Linked DNA regions of Homo sapiens: all the other regions are linked to region 4. A link is a contact called in ENCODE Hi-C or POLR2A ChIA-PET data. All regions are on one chromosome and are shown on one strand. The core of a region is the stretch at or near the end of the contact, and the rest is flanking DNA. Distances in the headings are between cores, read along the strand shown.

Region 1 (2,778 bases), core at 221-2,720, 340 kb before region 4:
TTTTTTACTTTAAAACATAGATTTTTTTTTTTTTTGAGACGGAGTTTTGCTCTTATTGCCCATGCTGGAGTGCAATGGCATGATCCTGGCTCACTGCAACTTCTGCCTCCCGGGTTCAAGCGATTCTCCTGTCTCAGCCTCCTGAGTAGCTGGGATTATAGGTGCATGCCGCCATGCCTGGCTAATTTTTTGTATTTTTAGTAGAGACGGGTTTTTACCATGTTGGCCAGGCTGGTCTCGAACTCCTGACCTCAGGTGATCCACCTGCCTCAGTCTCCCAAAGTGCTGGGATTAACAGGCATGAGCCATTGCACTCGGTCTAAAAATGGATTTCTGTAATAGAAGCTCTTTATATATTCTGGATGTGAATCCCTTGTCAGTTATGCACGTGGCACATTTCTTTTTCTCCAAGTGAGCAGCCTGTCTTTTACTTTCTTTATAGTGTCTTTTGATTAACACGTTTTATATATAGTTGAATATAGTTGACTCTGTCAACTTTTTGTTTTATGGTTTGTGCTTTTGGCATCTTGTTTAACAAATCTTTACCTTCCCTGAGATTATAAAAATATAGTCTGATATTTTCTACTAAAAGCAGGGGGGTATATGGGAAATCTCTGTACCTTCTCAATTTTACTGTGATTCTAAAACTACTCTAAAAAAGAAAATCTATTTAAAAAGTTGCCTTTCATATTTGTGTCCTTAATCCATGTAGAACTGATTTTTGTATGGTGTGAAGTGGGGGTCCAGTTTCTTTTTTTCCCATATGGCTAATCAGTTTTTCCCAGCATTATAGAACTGAATATTCTGTTTTTCATTTCAGTGATCTACAAGTATCATAGATCAAGTTTCCATACATGTGTGGTCGTTTCCAAGCTACTCTTTCTAAAACAGATCTGTTTATGTATCTTACCACAGTCTTATTTACTTTAGCTGTTTAAAGAACCTTGATACTTGAGAGAACAAGTTATCCACCCATGCTTCTTTTAAATTAGACTGCTCCTCAAATTAATGTTTAATTTTTTTCTTTTTAAAAAGTAATAAAATGTGTTATTTAATTCTTAAATATCTACTGTAATCACCTGAAGTCATAAATAATACTGAAGCTACTCTAATGTAGACTATATCAGGCTGCAAATCCTTTCCTAACTTACTAGAATTAATTTTAACTTGAAAAATAAATATAGGATTTGCATTTTGGGAACAGTGTAAGTTGTGAGGTATTGGACAACCTTAGCTGAGAACAGCTAAGAATGCTGTATTTAAAAAAACAATTCAAAAGATAGGAATTAACATGCCAAAATCTAAGAGAAAGCTAAACGTATGAGAGACTAAAGGAGCCTTTAAGTCTTACTTGCCTTGAGAGCATTTGCTAAACAGGGGAAACTTGATGCATTTGAATAGGCACTTGGTATATTTGCATGTCACCAAGGATAGTTGGAAGTCAGCCCAGGGCTCATTCAATGTAGGCTAAGAGGCTAATTCTGGGACCACAAAGGGCTGTGATGTCACGAGAAGGGCGAAAAACTCACTCTACCTCCTTGAAGGGAGTGCAAGGAAAGTTGTCTTGATGCCAGGTAAAACAAGAAAGGAAAAAAATCCTGTCCTTGGGAAGTTGTGACCACCAAACAGACCATGGGGAGAAGTTTTATATTACCTTGGTGGTCAAAAATATTTCAAGATGTAAATTTAAAAAATCATTTCTTTTTTGAGATACTAACATACCATAAAATTCACCCCTTTAAAATGTACAATTCAGTGGGGTTTTTTTTTGTATATTCATTTAGCTGTGCAACTATCACTATATAATTCTAGAACACTCTTGTCACCCTCCTAAAAAAACCTTGTACCCATTAGCAGCCATTCCCCATTTGCCTCTTCCTTCTCAGTCACTGGCAACCACTAATCTGTTTTCCATTTCTGTGGATTTGCCTATTCTGGCCATTTCATGTAAATGGAATCACACAATATGTGGTCTTTTATGTCTCACTTCTTTCTTAGCATAATGTTTTCAAGATTTATCTGTGTTGTAGTGTGAATCAGTACTTCATTTGTTTTTATGGTTGAATAGTATTCCATCATATGGCTGTATACCACATTTTGTTTTCTCATTCATCAATTGATGGACATTTGGATTTGTTTCTACTTTTTGGCCATCATGAATACTGCTGCTGTGAACATCTGTGTAAAATGTTTTTGTGTGGAAATATGTTTTCTATGCTCATAGGTATATTTACTTAGGATTAGAATTCCTGGGTCATATGGTAGCTCTGTGTGAAGTGTTTGAGGAATTGCCAAAGTGTTTTCCAAAACAGCTGCACCATTTTACATTCTCATAAGCAATTTATGAGGGTTCCAGTTTCTCTACAGCCACACCAACACTTATTTTTTGTCTGTCTTTTTGATTAGTGTGTGTGAAGTGGTATCTCATTATGGTTTTGATTTGCATTTTCCTAATGATCAGTGGCATTGAGCGCTTCTTAATGTGTTTATTGGCCATTTGTCTGTCTTCTTTGCAGGAATGTCTAATTCTTTTGTCCATTTTAGAATTGGGTTATTTGTCAACGCATGAATTGAAAATGGTCTGGTAAACAAATGCAGATATTCTCTGGAGTATACTTTCATTTTTAGCTTAAAAAGTTCTACCAGTACAGTTTCATGGTCAATGAATAATTCATTGTCAAAGATAACCAGCTGTACAAGGAAGTAGGACATCCTGAGCAAGAATTGGCAGAATGATAGAACCTCGAAATAAACCTACAAAAGCTTGAAAAACCAGTC
Region 2 (2,743 bases), core at 126-2,625, 480 kb before region 4:
GACCTTCAAATTCTGTGTTGGATACAGTTGAAAATAATTGAGTTAAAAGACAAAGCAGGGCTGGGCACGGTGGCCCATGCCTGTAATCCCAGCACTTTGGGAGGCTGAGGCAGATGGATCACTTGAGGTCAGGAGTTGGAGACCAGCTTGGCCAACATGGTGAAAGCCTGTCTCTACTAAAAATACAAAAAAATTGGCCAGGTGTGGTGGCACATGCCTGTGATCCCAGCTACTCAGCAGGCTGAGGTGCAAGAAACGCTTGAACCTTGGGAGGCAGAGGTTGCAGTGAGCAGAGGGTGTGCCACTGCACTACAGCCTGGGTGACAGAGCGAGACTCTGTCTAAAAAAACAACAACAAAAAAGACAAAACAGATGCTTGTAAAGCTTAACCTCAAATTGCAAATAGTATAATATCTTTTAAAAATATATTATTTGGGCCGGGTGCGGTGGTTCACACTCGTAATCCCAGCACTTTGGGAGGCTGAGGTGGGTGGATCACTTGAGGTCAGGAGTTCAAGACCAGCCTGGCCAACATGGAGAAACCCCGTCTCTACTAAAAATACAAAAATTAGCCAGGCGTGGTGGCAGGCGCTTGTTATCCCAGCTACTCGCGAGACCGAGGCAGGAGAATTGCTTGAACCTGGGAGGTGGAGGTTGCAGTGAGCTGGGGCGCCACTGTACTCCAGTCTGGGTGACAGAGTAAGACTCTGTCTCAAAAAAAAAAAAAAAAAAAAAAAATATATATATATATATATATATAATATACATATAAAATTTGATGTTAAAAGTGATCTTGTATAACTTGAAATTCTGTAATAAAAAAGATCTAATTTCTAGCTTTTGCTTTGATTATATTTAATTAAATGAAGAGGTTAAATTTCCTTATTAGGTTTAATATTGTATCAGATTTAAATTTAGTTTTAAGGTATCCAGATGCAGATAAGACACCAGATGCAATTTATTTATTGACATATATATATGTATGTGAAATCATCTTTCTAACATTTTTTTCTTCCTTCTGTTGACTCCTTGGCCTCAAAGATGACAAACATGCAAAATGGAGGGGGGAAAACCTCACAAAATATTAACATTAAACAGAGTAATATATGTGATACTGATTCAGGCTAGATTGAAATATGAACTTTTTAGTTATTTTAAGAAATTGGATGATAAGTACTAATGCTTTATGTAGCACTTTACTATTTAGAAAAGTCACATTTGATCATTCAGTTGATTCTATCAAATTCTTTGAGATAAGCATGTTCATTTTACAAAATAGGCAACAAAGTCTGGCCCTGGTGATAGGACCATGATTCATATCCACTTCTGACTCTCAAGTTCTGTGTTCCTTTTTTTTCTCAGTCAGGTGACTGTTCAGTAAATCTGACTTGGATCTTGCCTACAGGAGCTTACTCATGAAATATCCAAATGACTTTGTAAGCAGTATGATTCATTTTAAGATGTAGTATGATTCATTTTAAGATGTTCTCTGAAGGCAGCATTGTAGTGTACTGTCATTAATTACAAATGAAATGTAAAATTATGATGTGCCAATTTGTTGCAATCAATTACATTTTATGTTCAATTTTTATTTTAAACCAAATGTTGAAGACCATGGCACCATGTCTAGGTGTTCCAGAGAAGAGACTCTGATATGGCAAGTTTTACTATGTCACAGATGTAGAGTAACTCTTTCTCCAAACTAGACTAAATCTCAGTTGCTTTATTGCTGAACTTTTAAAGTTCCCCCCTCCACCTTTTTTTTTTTTTAACTTCCAAAAAATTATTTTGGCATGTGAGATTATTTCACAGAAATATTTTATTTGGCTTAAAACTCATTTCTGAATAACCATATTTTCCCTGCCCATATAAATACAGTTCTGATTTCAAATTGTGGTTTGAATTAGGGTTCAGTTTTTGTAGAGAAATATTCAGAATCTCTGATGGGAGGAAAATAAGGGTGCTTGAAGAAAAAGAGGCATCTGTAGGGACCTTTGTAGTAGGTGTTTGACTTTCTTTTCCTTTCCAAACCCCTCATAGTTAATACCATCCTTCTAGCACCGTCCCTTAAATTCTGAGTTTTTCCCCCTAGACTCAAATATCAGAGTACATTCTAACTACTGCTTGAGTTTGCAACAGCCCTTTGCATTCCACATCACATTAGCTCAGGGACAAACTGTATGTTCTGATAGTGAGTTTAGGAAATTTTAACCCTGTCATTTTCGCCTTAAGGATGTTTTGACTCTACCTTTCTGAATACAGAGACTTTAATAAAAACCATACCAATCTTAGTAAGTTTTCATCAAGAAAGTATTTTTGATTTGGACTTCTACGCAGTTTGATTTCTTGATCAGTTTTTCATAGAGCAAAGTTAAAATTTTCTACTTTATTTTACTAAAATTTTTATCAGGCTCAGCTCTGCTTTGTGAATTTTACTCTGAAGATGTCTGTCATTTCACTTTCTCTCTCTCTCTCTCTTTTTTTTTTTTTTTTGGAGACAGGGTCTCGCTCTGTTGTCCAGGCCGGAGTGCAGTGGCACAATCTGAGGTCACTGCAATATCTGCCTCCTGGGCTCAGGCGATCCTCCCGCCTCAGCCTCCTAAGTAGCTGGAATTACAGGTTCATGCCGCCACACCCGACTAATTTTTGTATTTCTTGTAGAGACAGGGTTCTGCTATGTTGCCCAGGCTGGTCTCAAACTCCTGAGCTCAAGCAATATGCTTACCTCGGCCTCGCAAAGCAC
Region 3 (2,798 bases), core at 230-2,729, 270 kb after region 4:
TCTCAAGTTCAACCAATTCTCCTGCCTCAGCCTCCCAAGTAGCTGGGATTACAGGCGTGTGCCACCACAGCCAGCTAATTTTCGTATTTTTAGTAGAGAAGAGGGTTTCACCATGTTGGCCAGGCTGGTCTCAAACTCCTGGCCTCAAGTGATCCACCTGCCTTGGCCTCCCCAGGATTACAGGCATAAGCCACCACATCCAGCCCTAAACTTAAGAGGTTTTAAGCACCCACCCCTCTGTACCTTCCTCTAAACAAAATCCACTTCTTCAAATGCGATGCCTGGAATGTGAAGTGAGAGCAAGTCTGTCTGACCTGCCCCATGGAGAACAGGCCCATTTTCCTCTCTGCTTCTTTACTTCTGGTGAGAAATCTTATTGCTGACACACATTGAGTTTATGTGAATTGCTGGTAAGCCACATCCTCCTCTCCACCTTGCCTAGAGGAAGTGGTTTTTCGAATCTGAGTTAGACCTCATCGTGCAGCCAGTGGAAGCCACAGGGAGTGGGCAGGATGTAGCAGAATGCAGTGGGCTGGACCAAGTCGGGGCTGGTGGTCAGCAAAGCCCGTGCAATGAGGGGCAAGGAACAACCTCAGAGGAATGCCTTTCCCTGCTGAGTGACGGAGGGGCCAGAGGACCTCCAGGGGACTAAGGAGCCCTGACCTGCTTAGCTGGCTCACTTGTCTTTGATCCATCTCCTGCAGGGTCTGTGTGGCTCATTCTCCCCTCAAGGTGCCAAGGTCTCCAGCCTGCCCTTGTTATCCATGGAGCATCCTATGCACTGTTCACCAGGATTACCTCCCCTCAATGTTCTTGGAAATGCCCAGTGATGCTCCTATGTCCCACAAATCCATTCTGGTTGGCACCAGGCCCATATCTCGCCTTAAATCACCCCATCATTCCCTGCATGTCATCTCCTATCTCCCTGTAACTAGCTTCTGCAGGCTGCAGCCACACTCACCATGGCCACCCCATGGATACAGGTGCTTCCTCAAAGCACAGTCAAGGCTAGGATAAAAGAGGAAAGCTGAGCAAAACTACTAAAGGTCTGAGCAGGAATCCTACAGTGGAATGGACAAGCATCAAAACTGGATCCTGGAATGCAGAGCTCCTGTGGTCCTTGGGCTGGGCCCTGCTAAGGGGTCTTCTCCCTTGCATCAGAGCCCCTGATGTTGGACCACAGGCCTGCCTCTCCCTGTAGCGGGGTCAGGGGTTTGGATGTGTCACTGAGTCTAGGACCCTTATTCTCAGCTTTCTCTGGGCTCAACCTGGTGTCAGCCTCTTTACCAAACAACTGAAATCCTCTCCCCATGAATTTCTGCCCACAGTGAAGACAACCCATTACATGGTTATGCCTCAGACTCCTCCATGCCAGAAGAGAACCCTGCTGTTACTACTGCAAAACCAAAGACCCATTTGTGTCTTCCCCCAAAACATGAGTCAGAAGCGTGCTGGCAGCTTTACCATGGTGAGGGCTTCTCTCTTCTAGCCATCAAGATTGCAGAAACGTCGGGGTACAATCTCAATCAGAGGCCCTCGCTACATGGAACTCTGCAGTCCCAAATCAGGGACAAAAATCCTAATTGGAGGACATGTGGTCAGGGAGGCTGCAGAGCTGAGGTGGCTTCACTGAGCCGTGAGATGCCGCAGATCCCCATGTGGCTGAGTTCTCAGGATGCTGGAGGTGTCAGCCCTGCTGCCGCACCAGCACTGAGCACAGCCCCTGCCTGTGGGAACTCCCCTAGAATGACAAAGGGAGACCTGGAGAGCCCCAGCCCCAGCAACTTCCGCCCAGGGCTGCATCATGCCCCTGCATAGGGAGAACTGAAGTCAGTCCCAGAACCACTGTGCTACATCCTCACGCTTAACTGCTGTGTGTACAATGCGGGGTTCATTTCTACCCTCTGTGTTCTATTCTCACAACTGTTGCTCCTTAAAGAATGAAACTAGACCTGTTTAAGGAAATGAATGAAAATTAAGCAGGTTCAACAAACATTTGGGGCCATGGCTGCGAAGCTGGACTCCCCTGATCTGGGTGAGTCAGCCGTCACTCAGCAGTGCAACCAGCACAGGATATTGTAAGAGTGTAATGGGACACGGTCAGTGACTCAGTTTCTAATGTTGTTGGGCACTGTGCAGTGGGAGCTTGTGAAAGAGATAAGGGCAAGTGACTGGAGTTGTTCAGGAGGACTCTGAGCCGCCTGAGCACTGGAGAGGCCTGACCCACCCACAGGGTGAGGCTGCCCTCCTATGCAAGAGGTTAAAGGGTCTGGGCTCAGGGGGTGCAGGGGAGCAGACAGAGAGGAGGTGGAATAGTGTTAGGGGTGAGGTGAGGGGCAGCAATGGTGATAAATGTTAGGCTCTTCAAAGGACCTTTTGCCTTAGTAAACAAAATGCTGTTCTTTTGCCTTAGTAAACAAAATGCTGTTTGGAAAAAAAAGCATTTCAAAGGTATAAATATTTTGGTGGTGGTAGGAGTAAATCTTCTGTAAAACCCAAGAACTTTGTAAATATATATTCCACATTTGCACATTTTACCATTTTCTTTTTTTCCTTTTTTGAGACTAGCTCTTGCTCTGTCACCCATGCTGGAGTGCAGTGGTGTGATCACAGCTCACTGCAGCCTCGAACTCCCAGGCTCCAGTGATCCTCCCACCTTAGCCCCATGAGTAGCTGGGACTACCGGAGCATACCACCATGCCTGGCAAATTTTAAAAACTTTTTTTGTAGAGATGGGATTTCACTATGTTGTCCAAGCTGGTCTCAAACTTCTGGGCTCAAGGGATCCTCCTGCCTTG
Region 4 (2,700 bases), core at 144-2,643:
GTGTTTATAACTTGGCTCAATAAAACCTATTAGGTGATGGAGGGAAACCCAATAGACTAGGAATAAACCTAGTATTGTGTCTTTTATTTATTGTCTTACTGAGCCCTCAAGTTGAAAGACTTTCCGGTGTTCTAGCCTCTATAGCCTACTTATCTCTTTGGGAATATGGTATTGGGGATGAGAGCTGGACTTCCTAGACCAAAACTGTGATATGGCTGAAAAGAGAGTTTCAGGGGATACTTCCCTCTAATATCCTGAATAGACCAGAAAAACATTTCCCAACACTAGAAGCTTCTAGTGTGTCCTGTTTTAGCCAGAACTTTGGAAGGGAGTACGTCAAACCTTTTTTTCCCTCTTTCTTATTATCCTGATCCTGTAAACACTACTAAGAGAGTTTTGAAGAAAATGTAAAAGAGACTGGTACTTGAGAAATAATTGCTATTAGGGATTAGGTGGCTGACAATGTCATACCACTGCACTGCCGTGTTTTTTGTTTTAGTGACTGTAAAAATCAGGCGTGTGTTTCTTGAAAGCACAACTTGAATAACAACCTCAATCCCCTGTGCTATGTGTTTCTGACTTCTTAAACTTAAAAAAACTTTTGAATTGCAGTATAATACATCAAAAAGGTACACAAATCATAAGTATTCAATTTGATGAATTTTCAAAAAATAACCAGCACACCATTGAAAAAACAACATAACCACTACTCTGGAAGCCTACTTCAGGTTCCTCCCCAGTCACTATCCTACCCAGAGAAAACTGCTAGCCTAATGATAGGTTAATTTTGCCACTTTGTGAGCTTTGTGTAAATTGAATTCTATGGTTTATACCTTTGTCTCAGCTGTCTTTTACTCAGGTTTGTAAAATATCTGTTGTGTTTACTCTTTGATTCATATATTAACATTGTTCGTGGTATCCATTGTATGAATATTTATACTTTACAGTTTACCTTTTTGTGTGTGTGTGTGTGTTTTGTTTTGTTTTTTTGAGACTGGGTCTTGCTCTGTTGCCTAGGCTGGAGTGCAGTGGCATGATCTTGGCTCACTGCAACCTGCATTTCCAAGGCTTAGGCAATCCTCCCACCTCTGCCTCCTGAGCAGCTAGGACTACAGGCGTGCGCTGCCACACTTGGCTAATTTTTAAAATTTTTTTATAGAGACAAGGTCTCACTATATTGCCTAGGCTGCACTCCACCTGTTTTTTGTTTTTTTTTTAACAGTATTTACATACTATATAATTCACCAATTCAAAATGTACAATTCATTGTTTTTTAGTATAATCACAGGTTTGCAACCATCACCACAATCTAATTTTAGAACATTTTGTCTCCTCTGAAAAAAATCATGTGCCCATTAGCAATCACTACCCACTTTCACTTCCTCCCAGCCCTAAACAACCACTAATCTATTTTCTGTCTCTAAATTTACCTATCTGGACTGGGAATGTGCCTGTAGTCCCAGCTACTCAGGTGGCTGAGGCAGGAGAATTGCTTGAACCCAGGAGGCAGAGGCTGCAGTGAGCTCAGATCACGCCACTGCACTCCAGCCTGGGCGACAGAGAGACTGTCTAAAAAAAAACATACACACACACACACACACACACATTATGTATCTGGACATGTGGTATTTTATGATGGGCTTCTTTAATTTCATATGTTTTCAAGGTTTATACATATTGTAATGTGTTAGGTTTTCATTACTCTGTGTAGCTGAGTATATGCCACATTGAATTTATCTGTTCATTTTTTGCTGTTGTAAATAACCTTGCTGTGAATATAAATGTACAAGTTTTTGTCTGGGCATGTATTCATTTCTCTTGGATATATACCGAGAAGGGAAATTGCAAGGTAACTGCTTAACTTTTGAAGGAACTGCCAAACTTTTCCAAAATTGATGCCTCATTTTATATTCCCAGAAGCAATGTATGAAGCTTCCCATTTCTCTACAGCCTTGTCACCGCTTGTTATTGTCTTGTCTTTGATTGTAGACATTCTAGTGGGTACTAAATGGTATCTCATTTGTGGTTTTGGTTTTTGTTTTCATTTGAGACAGAGTCTCTGTCGTCCAGGCTGGGGTGCAGTGGTGCAATCCTGGCTCACTGCAACCTCCACCTCCCAGGTTAAAGTGATTCTCCTGCCTCAGCCTCCTGAGTAGCTGGGTTTAAAGACATGCACAACGATGCCCAGCTAATTTTTTGTGTGTCTTTAGTAGAGATGGGGTTTCACCATTTTGGCCAGGCTGGTCTCGAACTCCTGACCTCAAGTGATCCACCTGCCTCAGCCTCCCAAAGTGCTGGTATTATAGGCGTGAGCCACCGTGCCTGGCCCTTATTTGTGGGTTTGATTTGCATTTCCTTAATGACTAATGCTGAGCATCTTCTCATATGCTTACTAGTTTTTTGTATATCCGTTTTGGATAAATTTCTATTCAAATTCATTGCCCACATTTTAATATTGAGTTGTAAGAGTCCTTTATATATTCCGGATACAAGTCCTTTACCAGATATATGCTTTCCAAATCTTTTCTCTCATTCTGTGGGCTTTCTTTTTACTTGATGGTATTGTTTGCAGCACAAACAAATTTTTAATTGTGATGCCCAATTTTTTCTTTTATATAGGTTGTACTTTTGTGCAGTTTTAACTTTTAGAGAAGCGTTTCCTAGTTGGGTCCTATGCCATTAGAGATCTTGCATCTTCTG

Evidence for each region. A loop is a pair of places that touch in the nucleus more often than their neighbours do. ChIA-PET counts read pairs that join two places held with the same protein, here RNA polymerase II (POLR2A). Pooled maps may share reads with other maps.
Region 1: a loop to region 4 is called in a pooled map, with 18 times the contacts of the local background. The contact joins two enhancer-like sites. A Hi-C loop is called at or near these places in 1 of 168 maps with a recorded cell type or tissue (CD8-positive, alpha-beta T cell), 4 of 37 single-sample maps with no recorded cell type and 2 of 50 pooled maps.
Region 2: a map with no recorded cell type shows a loop between it and region 4 (2.6-fold over the local background). The contact joins two enhancer-like sites. A Hi-C loop is called at or near these places in 8 of 168 maps with a recorded cell type or tissue (A673, B cell, CD4-positive, alpha-beta T cell and 4 more), 6 of 37 single-sample maps with no recorded cell type and 13 of 50 pooled maps. POLR2A ChIA-PET finds 5 or more read pairs at or near these places in 5 of 52 experiments (B cell, CD4-positive, alpha-beta T cell, T-cell and 2 more).
Region 3: a map with no recorded cell type shows a loop between it and region 4 (12-fold over the local background). The contact joins two enhancer-like sites. A Hi-C loop is called at or near these places in 1 of 37 single-sample maps with no recorded cell type and 2 of 50 pooled maps. POLR2A ChIA-PET finds 5 or more read pairs at or near these places in 3 of 52 experiments (SK-N-SH, activated B cell and activated T-cell).

The regions. Positions count from the first base shown.
Region 1 is chr14:91,829,648-91,832,425 of GRCh38, reverse strand. The region is part of intron 1 of TC2N (tandem C2 domains, nuclear); the gene reads left to right. Among named protein-coding and RNA genes, the nearest start is that of TC2N, 36 kb to the left of the region's middle. RefSeq lists a silencer at 2,674-2,778. Within about 2 kb of position 1,470, at least 7 of the 41 ENCODE cell types and tissues checked have a DNase peak (open chromatin) inside an H3K27ac peak, as active enhancers do.
Region 2 is chr14:91,979,008-91,981,750 of GRCh38, reverse strand. All of the region lies in intron 16 of TRIP11 (thyroid hormone receptor interactor 11), which reads left to right. Among named protein-coding and RNA genes, the nearest start is that of FBLN5, 33 kb to the right of the region's middle. Within about 2 kb of position 1,375, at least 2 of the 41 ENCODE cell types and tissues checked have a DNase peak (open chromatin) inside an H3K27ac peak, as active enhancers do.
Region 3 is chr14:91,227,577-91,230,374 of GRCh38, reverse strand. No RefSeq gene overlaps it. Among named protein-coding and RNA genes, the nearest start is that of GPR68, 16 kb to the left of the region's middle. RefSeq lists enhancers at 542-591, 1,139-1,228, 1,289-1,608, 1,639-1,918, 1,929-1,988. Within about 2 kb of position 1,479, at least 11 of the 41 ENCODE cell types and tissues checked have a DNase peak (open chromatin) inside an H3K27ac peak, as active enhancers do.
Region 4 is chr14:91,494,209-91,496,908 of GRCh38, reverse strand. All of the region lies in intron 1 of PPP4R3A (protein phosphatase 4 regulatory subunit 3A), which reads left to right. Among named protein-coding and RNA genes, the nearest start is that of PPP4R3A, 15 kb to the left of the region's middle. RefSeq lists enhancers at 1,210-1,419, 1,901-2,050. Within about 2 kb of position 1,393, at least 5 of the 41 ENCODE cell types and tissues checked have a DNase peak (open chromatin) inside an H3K27ac peak, as active enhancers do.